Linked DNA regions of Homo sapiens: region 1 is linked to region 2. Evidence: read pairs that join two places in POLR2A ChIA-PET (ENCODE). Cell type or tissue: GM12878. All regions are shown on one strand. Region 1 overlaps PPHLN1 (periphilin 1). Region 2 has its middle 31 kb from the start of MIR7851.

The links. Peaks named below come from ENCODE experiments on the same cell type or tissue, not always from the same donor. Only the 100,000 strongest peaks of a DNase experiment are listed, where the experiment ranks them.
Region 1: POLR2A ChIA-PET joins it to region 2 with 7 read pairs; 6 of 35 experiments call an interaction of 5 or more read pairs at or near these places.

Annotation. Positions count from the first base shown.
Region 1 is chr12:42,358,543-42,363,542 of GRCh38, forward strand. All of the region lies in intron 4 of PPHLN1 (periphilin 1), which reads left to right. Among named protein-coding and RNA genes, the nearest start is that of PPHLN1, 35 kb to the left of the region's middle. In GM12878, no CTCF peak of the experiment used is centred here; a DNase peak (open chromatin) is centred at 2,435; H3K27ac peaks cover 809 bases.
Region 2 is chr12:42,290,323-42,295,322 of GRCh38, forward strand. It overlaps the pseudogene IGF2BP2P1. Among named protein-coding and RNA genes, the nearest start is that of MIR7851, 31 kb to the right of the region's middle. In GM12878, no CTCF peak of the experiment used is centred here; no DNase peak of the experiment used is centred here.

The sequences.
Region 1 (5,000 bases), 68 kb after region 2:
ACCACACCCATCTATTTTATTTTATTTTATTTTTTAACTATTTTGTAGAGATGAGGTCTCACTTTATTGCCTAGGATGGTCTTGAACTCCTGGGCTCAAGCGATCCTCCTGCCTTGGTCTCCCAGAGTGCTGGGATTATAGGCATGAGCCATTGTTCCCGGCCAAATTGAATCTTTTTAATGGTCAAGTAATAGTCCATGGTGAGGATATGTCAAATAATTTAGCTGGTCACTCTGTTTACAGTACAAAACAGTGCTGCAGTAAATTCTAGTACATAATATTTTCATGAAATAGTACTTTAGTTTTTACGAGATAGGTTACTAGAAGCAGAATTTCTGGGTCAGTGGGTATATATATGTATTTTAAATATTAATAGATGTCAGTTTGCCTGCTAAAAATGGTTTAACATGTGTGTTTAATTTTTTTTAATAAAAATCTTAACATTTTAATTTAGATAATTATTTTTCTTTCTTATTTACTAATATAAGTAGTTTGAAATTTCCTTTAAGTAGTGCCATGACAGTATCCCATGATTCTGATATATAGTAATTTACACAGATTCTGACATACTGTATTCTAATTATTCTGTGATCACAATGTTGCCTGTACTGTAATTTTACTTTCAAAATCCATTGATTATTAATGGTTCATTAGTTGATCAGCTTCCATAACTGTACCATGGGCATTAAAACAAGGTATATTCTCTGTTTTCAGAGTATGGAGTTCATTCTGTATGGTATATTCATTCATTTATTAAATATTTCTTGTGGTATCTAATATGTCAAATGCTCTTCTAGTCTCTGGGAATATAAAGCCTCTGTCTTCATGTAGCCTACATTTTAATATGAATTATACATATTTAACAAATAACAAAACATAATTTTTACAAAGAAAAAGCAGGGAATAGAGAGTATTTGTACTGTCCACACCTGCTTGTGTCTTCACTTGACGTCTGAGTTATCTTCAATAATGTCTCAGGTTTTATGCTATCACAGTAGCTATAGCTTTTACTGCCTGGCATCTATCTGGCTTCTGTAAGCTGTTCTCTGTATCAGGTGGGCTCATTGACGATTTCCTACTTGAAAGACTTTGTGAACAGAAAATAGCTGTTGTTGTAGAAAAAGATTTAATGCATTGTGAACCGTGCAAAGAGAATTGTTACATCTATTGGTAATGTTCTGAGCAGTTAGGAAAGCCATGTCAGTATTTTTGTTTTTGTCAGTGGGGTGTACAAAGTGATTCTTTGTGCTGTAGGAAGAAAATATTAAAAGATTTGAAAAATTGACCAGGTGTGATGGCTCACGCCTGTAATCCCAACATTTTGGGAGGCTGAGACAGGCAGATCACATGAGGTCAGGAGTTTGAGACCAGCCTGGCCATTATGACAAAACCTTGTCTCCACAAAAAATACAAAAATTAGTCAGGCATGGTGGCAAACACCTGTAGTCCCAGCTACTCGGGAGGCTGAAGCAGGAGAATCACTTGAACTCAGGAGATGGAGGCTGCAGTGAGCTGAGTTCACCCATTGCACTCCATCCAGCCTGGGTGACAGAGCAAGACTCCATCTCAAAAAAAAAAAAAGAAAAATTGCAAGAATAACTGAAAACTCCTGTAACCCTTCACTAGAGATTTCATTAATGTCTCCAGAAATGTCCCCAGTAATGTGCTTTATAGCAAAAAACTTGAATCTGGGCTCATAAATCACATTTTCATAAGCTTCTTCAATCTGGAACAGCTCCTTAGTCTTCCCTTGATTTTTATGGTTTAGTGTTTTTGGCAAGATGAATACAGGGCAAGTTTTTTTTTTTTCTTTCTCAGTTTAGGTTTGTCCAGCGTTTCTTCATTTCTTCATGATTAGAGATTAGGTCTAGGTTATAGGTTTTTGCCAGGACAGTTCCTGAAGTGATGCTGAATTCTTTTTTTTTTTTTTTTTTTTTTTTTTTTTGAGATGAGGTCTCACTCTTGTCACCCAGGCTGAGGTCTCACTCTGTCACCCAGGCTGGAGCGCAATGGTGTGGTCTCGGCTCACTGCAACCTCTGCCTCCCAGATTCAAGTGATTCCCCTGCCTCAGCCTCCAAGTAGCTGGGACTACAGGCGTGTGCCACCACCGCTGGCTAATTTTTGTATTTTTAGTAGAGACGAGGTTTCATTATGTTGGCCAGGCTGCTCTTGAACTCCTAACCTCGTGATCTGCCCACCTTGGCCTCCCAAAGTGCTTGGATTACAGGCATGAGCCACCGCGCCCAGCCGCCGAATTCTTTTTCTTCCTATAGGCTGCACATGTTGTTTGTGTCCTTATTGGTATAGTTGACTTTTATCACTTGTTTAAGATGGAGTCTGCAAAGTTTCTTTACTGTTAAGTTGTCCTTCCCCCTGAAATTGCTTTGTGTGGAGATACTTTGAAACTATGTGATTGAATCATTTCCTGTTCCACTTTCAGCTGCTAGTTTTAGCATCCACTGATGGTTTTGCCTGAGTTAATTATCAATATTATGGACATAGTATTTATGTCCCCCCAAATTCATGTTGAAACCTTAGCCCCCCATTATGATAGTATTAGGAGGTTAGGCCTTTTAGGAGGTGAGATTTGGTCATAAAGGTGGATTCCTCATGAATGGGATTGGTGCCTTATTAAGAAGAGACATAAGAGCTTGCTCTCCACCATGTGAGGATACAATGAGAAGACAACCATCGTCAGACCAAGAAGAAAGTCCTCACTGGACACCAGATCTGCTGGTACCTTGATCTTGGATTTCCCAGCTCCAGAACTATGAGAAATATAAATAGTTTGTTGTTTAAGCCTATGATAATTTGTTACGGCAGTCCAACCCTACTAAGACAAATATAATGGGTTTTAATGGGTGGTTAGCCCATTCTTTCTATATTTATTATGCTGGCATTCTATTGTAAGGAAGAACATTCTCCTCACCTCTTTACTCCCTTAAAACAGACAAAATTTTGTTTATATATGTATGGACTAATAGATGCCTATTTTATTCAGTGAGTTGTAATTCATTGCTGTCACTATTTTGATGCTTAAATTTGGCCAGTGAGAGTCCCTTCAAGTTAGCTTCTGTGGTTGGTTGGTTGGTTGGTTTTGTTTTTCAAATATTTGCTTGTGACAATATATGTAACATAATAAAGTATGCCATTTACACAATTTTTATGTACACAATTCATGAGCATTAATTCTATTGACAGTGTTGAATAGAATTAATTTAATTCTGGTGAGTACAGAAACCCACATTTGAATTGTTTTCAACTTTTGGCATTGTGAATAATGCTACAGTGAACATTGGCCTACGAATACCTCTTTTGAGTCCGTGTTTTCAGTTTTTTGGGTACATATGTAAGAGTGGAATTACTGAATCATATGGTAATCTATGCTTATCTTTTTGAGGAACCATCAAGCCATTTTCCCTAGTGGCAGCACCATTTTACTTTCCTGTTAGCAATGTATAAAGTTCCCAGTTGCTCCACGTTCTTGCCAATGCTTGTTATATTCCATGTGTTTGTGTCTGTATGTGTGTAACCATCCTCAAGAGTGTAAAGTCATATCTCATTGTGGTTTTGATTTGCATTTTCCTAATGATGACTAGTGGTGATGAACATCATTTCTTGTGCTTATTGTTCATTTGTATATCTTTGGAGTAATGTCTGTTTTGAGTTTTTTGATTTTTTTTAACTGGGTTTTTTGTCTTTCTGTTGTTGAATTTTAGGAGTATGATATTAAACTGTATGTGATACATGATTTGCAATATTTTCTTCCATTCTGTTGATTGTCTTTTTACTTTATTGATAATATTCTTTGATGCACATTTTAAATTTTGATGAAGTCCAATTTATCTAATTTTTTTCTTTTGTTACTCATGCTTTTGGTGTCATATCTAAGAATCCGTTGCCAAACCAAGGTCATCTGTGTTGTTTTGACATGTCCACGTCATTCTTTGGTCACCTCTTTCTGACACAAGATGTTTCAGTCTCTTCTTAGGCTTCTCTGCCTCACTCTAAATTCAGGTGTTTCTCCAAGGAGCACGGGCCTTCTATAGTGGAGAGTGATTTTTTGAAGCTAAGAATCTGAACACACAGACACACACACAGACTTTTACTTCTGCATTTATTTTTATACAGTGTTTATGTGTATTCATGACTATGAGATCATGGCATTACCTTTTCTTTTATTGCATACTTTTATCTCCTTTTTCCATCTGTGGGAAATCTGGCTCCCAGTTGTTAGGAGAGACAGTCCTCCATGGGTGTCTTGCACTCCTGCACATCTTGCCAAGATATGCAAGACCCTGGTCACTCATTATTCAGGGTAGTTCTCAGAGATGTGTTTGTAATGAGCAATCTTGAAGGCCAGAGTAATGTCTCCCTGTTTGTCAAACAGCAGGCTTGCTTATTGCTTGGTGTAAAAATGGTGGGTTCCTTAAGTTCAGTGTTCCTCAGTTGTGACCCACACCCACTGCATGTGCCACATTTATCTAGGCTTATATCATGTTACCCCTGGACTTGGTACCAGAGAGAACTGACACAAACATGCCAATGCTTGTGTTGCTATGCTATGAGTGATAAAGTTTTTTCTCTGACCCAGAAGTCTGCTAGGATCCAGGAAACAGTAACAGTCTTAATTTATAACCTTGTAGGTAAGGCAAAGTCAAATTCCAGACCTGACACCAGTATCATCACTGTGTTTGTTCACACCCCTAAATGTGATTATTATCCTGACCCCATGAGTCTTTCTTATTGCTCTCTCCAGCACCTTTTTTAAAATTAATTAATTAATTTAAAAAAAAATTTTTTTTGTAGTTTGCCACCACTGGGTGGGTGTTACAGGGCCACCTTGCATTCACACCATCTTCCACAGGCCTATTACTGGCAGTGGAACTTTATACTCTAGCTATTTTTTTTTCATTTTGTTATGTGTTTCATGCTGTGGAACATACTTTATAAATCTAGTATACGTGTATTAGTGGTTTATATTCAAATGTGTTTTACT
Region 2 (5,000 bases):
AACAAGAAAAAATAAATAAAGTGCTTAGAATGGTTCTTGGCACGCTGTAAGCATTTAATGTAGGATATATGTTATAAGTAGCAATAATAGTATACGGGAAATAATGGCTTAATATATAGTTATATGAATGCAAACAAAGGGCATATTGTTTTATAATTTATCCACCTAAAATTTGAAGGACCCATTTATATTTCCCAATCAACAAAATAAAATTTCTGAAAAATACCCAATGCATGATTAATATTTAGTGAATATTCAGTAATACGTAATTAATGCCCATTAAGCATAGAAAACAAAAAAATAAACTTAAGATATTATACATAATACATAAAGTACTGCTTATCATTTTATCTCACTGATTTATTACTTTGTTTAAGTAATGGGTCAAATAATGTTTCCCTGAAAAACAAATATTAAAATATTACAGTGTTAGGCTAAAAGAGGCATTAATCTTCCTCCCCAACGCCAGGATTTCCATATACTTTTATATTTGGTAAGGCAAATAATTTCCAATAAACTATAGCAGTATAATAGGCATAATTATTTTTCCAGACTTGCATAAGTTATTAATCACTCTGAAAAAAAATTTTTAAGAGACAGAGTCTCACTCTGTCATTCAAGCTGGAGTACAGTGGTGTGATCATAGCTCATTGTAATCTCAAACTCCTATGCTTAGGAGATCTTCCTGCCTTAGCCTCCAGAGTAGCTGGAACTACAGGCACTCATCCCCACATCTGGCTAATGTTTTTATTTTTTGTAGAGATGGGGTCTCACTATATTGCCCAGGCTGATCTTGAACACTTGTCCTCAAGAAATTCTCCTGTCTTGGCCTCCCAAAATGCTGGAATTACGGGCATAAGTCACTGTTCCTGGCGATTTATTATTAACTCTGCAGGATAACTTCATAAATTTTGGTCTTAAAACATGGTTTTTTGTCCATTCTACATACATTGTTTTCTCTCATTAATTCCAACTGTATTAATATGCATTCAGCCCCATTTCTTATCCTCTCTTTAGAGTCTAAAATGGATTCTTTCATGTCCAGAGGGAGAAGAATAAAAGAGTGGCAGCTTGCTGGGTGCAGTGGTTTATGCCTGTAATCCCAGCACTTCGAGAGACCAAGGCGGGAGGATTGCCTTAGCCCAGGAGATTGAGACCAGCTGAGCAACATAGCAAGACCCCATGTCTAGAAAAAATGAAAACATTAGCTGGGTGTGGTGGCATGCACGTGTAGTCCCAGCTACCTGGGAGGCTGAGGTGGGAGAATCACTTGAGCCTGGGAGGTTGAGGCTGCAGTAAGCTATGATTGTGCCACTACACTCCAGCCTAGGTGACAAAGCAAGACTCTGTCTCAAAAAAAAAAAAAAAAAAAAGCAGCAAAAGTGATAGAAAAATGGGGTTTCCAAAACTCCGGGGATTAATAAGAAGAAAAAAAACAAGAAGGGAAAATGATGGCATAAAACAGAGAGTAGAAAGAAAAGCACTGAGTACAACCCAGTACTGATCCTAATCTGCTCTCATGTCTGACTACAAACCTTGGAATTGTCTGCTGGAGCGACAGTTATCTGAAGATGTAAATGGATTAGACATACAAAATAATTCATTTGCATGGCTTCATGTAGTAGTGTTGGCTCTCTGCTGGGAGCTCAGCTAGAACTTTCCACAAGTGCCTACATGTTTCTTGCCTTTTATAGCAAGATAGCTGGGGTCCCAAAGAGAGCATCTTGAGTGCTGGAATTTCCACAAGCATTTCAAAAAGCTCAGGTAGAAGTCATAAAACTTTTATGATCTAGCCTTGGAAATCACAGAACATCATTTCCGATGCATTCTATTGGTCAAGCAAATCACTAAAGTCAGCCCAGATTCGTGGAGCAGTTGGACTCCATCTCTCAACTGGAAGAGTGACAAAGAGTTTGCAGCTATCCTTAACCAACTGCAAATATGAAAAAAAAAAAAACCTCTAGAAATGAAAATCATTATAATCAAAATTAGGCACTCAGTACAGGAGTTTCACAGAATTTTTGACAAAGTTGAAGGCTGAGCTCCCAGAATATAACATCCCAAAGATTAAAAAAACAAAAAAAATTTTTGGCTGGGTGCAGTAGCTCACGCCTGTAATCTCAGCACATTGGCAGGCAGATCACTTGAGGTCAGGAGTTCGAGACCAGCCTGGCCAACATGGTCAAATTGCCGTCTCTACTAAAAATACAAAACATTAGCCAGGTATGGTGGCGGGCGCCTGTAGTCCCAGCTACTGGGGAGGCTGAGGCTGGAGAATTGCTTGAACCTGGGAGGCAGAGGTTGCAGTGAGCCGAGATCATGTCACTGAATTCTAGCCTGGGCAACAGAGCCGGACCCTATCTCAAAAAAAAAAAAAAAAAAATTAAAAAGATGATGGAAACCAGAAAAGAATGAAATAATTTTTTCAGTGAGCTAATAATAATAATAATAATAGTAATAATTGTCAACAACATTTTATGATGAGAGAAAATATTCTTCAAGAATGTTTTACACAAACAAAAATTAACATAGTCTATCACCGGCAGACCCAAATTAAAGGAAATACTAAAGGGTATTCTGTAGGCAAAAAACAAAATGATCATAGATACAAAGTTCCCAGGTGCAAGAAGGAATGAAGAGCACAAAAGTGGTAGATATATGGGTAGATCTAAATAAACATGGACTACATAAAACAATGATAAAAATTTCTTTCCTCCTTTATTGGACTTACAAGAAACAATATGCAGGAATGGAAATGCATGATAACACTAGCGTATAAACAAGGGAGGTTTGGAAGGCCGAGGTGGGCAGATCACCTGAGGTCAGGAGTTTGAGACCAGCCTGACCAATATGGAGAAACCCCGTCTCTACTAAAAATACAAAATTAGCCGGGCATGGCGGCTGCATGCCTGTAATCCCAGCCACTCTGGAGCCTGAGGCAGGAGAATCGCTTGAACCTGGGAGGCAAAGGTTGCGGTGAGGCGAGATCGCATCATTGCACTCCAGCCTGGGCAACAAGAGTGAAACTCCCTCTCAAAAAAAAAAAAAAAAAAAAAATTAGCCAGCCATGGTGGTGGGCACCTGTAATCCCAGCTACTCAGCAGGCTGAGGCAGGAGAATCGCCTGAACCCAGGGGACAGAGGTTGCAGTGAGCCGAGATCGCACCACTGCACTCTAGCCTGGGCAACAGAGCGAGACTCCATCTCAAAAAAACCCCAAAAAACATAAACAAAATAAAACGAGGTAAAGTACTAATTACCATTAGAATATGGTATGTCATTTTTCAAGTCCAGATATAAGCCGTTATACTTACTGTAAATTGATTTTCAACAAAGGTGCTGAGGTGATTCAATAAGAGAAAGGATAGTTTTTTGTTTTTGTTTGTTTGAGACAGAGTCTAGCTCTGTTTCCCAGGCTGGAGTGGTGCAGTGGTGTGATCTCAGCTCACTGCAACTTCTGCCTCCCGGGTTCAAACGATTCTCCTGCTTCAGCCTCCCGAATAGCTGGGATTAGAGGCACCTGCCACCACACCGGGGTAATTTTTGTATTTGTAGTACAGTCGGGGGTTTCACCATGTTTGCCAAGCTGGTCTCGAACTCCAGGCCTCAGATGATCTGCCCGCCTCTGCCTCACAAATTGCTGGGATTACAGGAGTGAGCCACCGTGCCCAGCAGAATAGAATAGTTTTTAATCAACAAATATTGCTGGAACAATTGGATACCCACATGCAAGACAATGAATTTAGACCCTTGCCTCATACCATACACAAAAATAAATTCAAAATGGTTGGGCACAGTGGCTTACGCCTGTAATCCCAGCCCTCTGAAAGGCCGAGGTGGGAGGATCTCCTGAGATCAGGAGTTCGTGACCAGCCTGGCCAACATGGTGAAACCCCGTCTCTACTAAAAACACAAAAAAATTAGCTGGGCCTGGTGGTGCCCACCTGTAGTCCCAGCTAGTTGGCAGACTGAGGTTGGAGAATGGCTTGAGCCTGGGAGGCAGAGGTAGCAGTGAGCCGACATTGCTCCACTGCACTCCAGCCTGGGTAACAGAGTGAGACCCTGTCTCAAAATAAATAAATAAATAAATAAATAAACTCAAAATGGATCATAAACATAAATGTAAGAGCTAGACCTATGAAAATTCTGCAAGAAAACATAGAAGTAAATTTTCATGGTCTTGGGTTAAGGCAAAACATCAAAAGCACAAATAATAAGATAAAAATACTAATAAACTGAACTTCAAAGTTAAAAACTTTTGTCCTTCAAAGGACACAGTAAGGAAGTGAAAAGACAAGCCACAAATCTGGAGAAATATTTGTAAATCATATACCTAAGAAGGGACTCATAACCAGAATATATGAAGAACTCTTACACCTCAGTGATAAGAAGACAAATAGGCTGGGCGTGGTGGATGACGCCTGTAATCTCAGCACTTTGGGAGGCTGAGGCTGGCGGATTACGAGGTCAGGAGATCGAGAACATCCTGGCCAACATGGTGAAACCCCATCTCCACTAATAATACAAAAATTAGCTGGGCGTGGTGGTGCGTGCCTGTAATCCCAGCTACTTGGGAGGCTAAGGCAGGAAAATCACTTGCACCAGGGAGTCGGACATTGCAGTGAGCAGGACGTTGCAGTGAGCCCAGATCGTGCCATTGCACTCCAGTCTGGCAACAGAGCGAGACTCCAGCTCAAAAAAAGAAAAAAAAAAAAAAAAAAAAAGAAAAATTCAATCATCTTAACTGTACAATTGAATAATTTCTTAGTGATTTTACAGAGTTGTGAAAACATCATATTGGCATTGCTTCCACTTTTCAGCCACTATGAATAACGTTTCTATGACCATTTATGTACAAGACTCTGGGTGGACATACATTTTTATTTTGGGGGGTAAATATGTAGCAGTAAATCTGCTGGGTAAAAGATAAATCTAGGTTTGATATCACAACAGATAAAATAGATAAATCTATGTTTGATATTTTAAGAAATTGTCAGACTA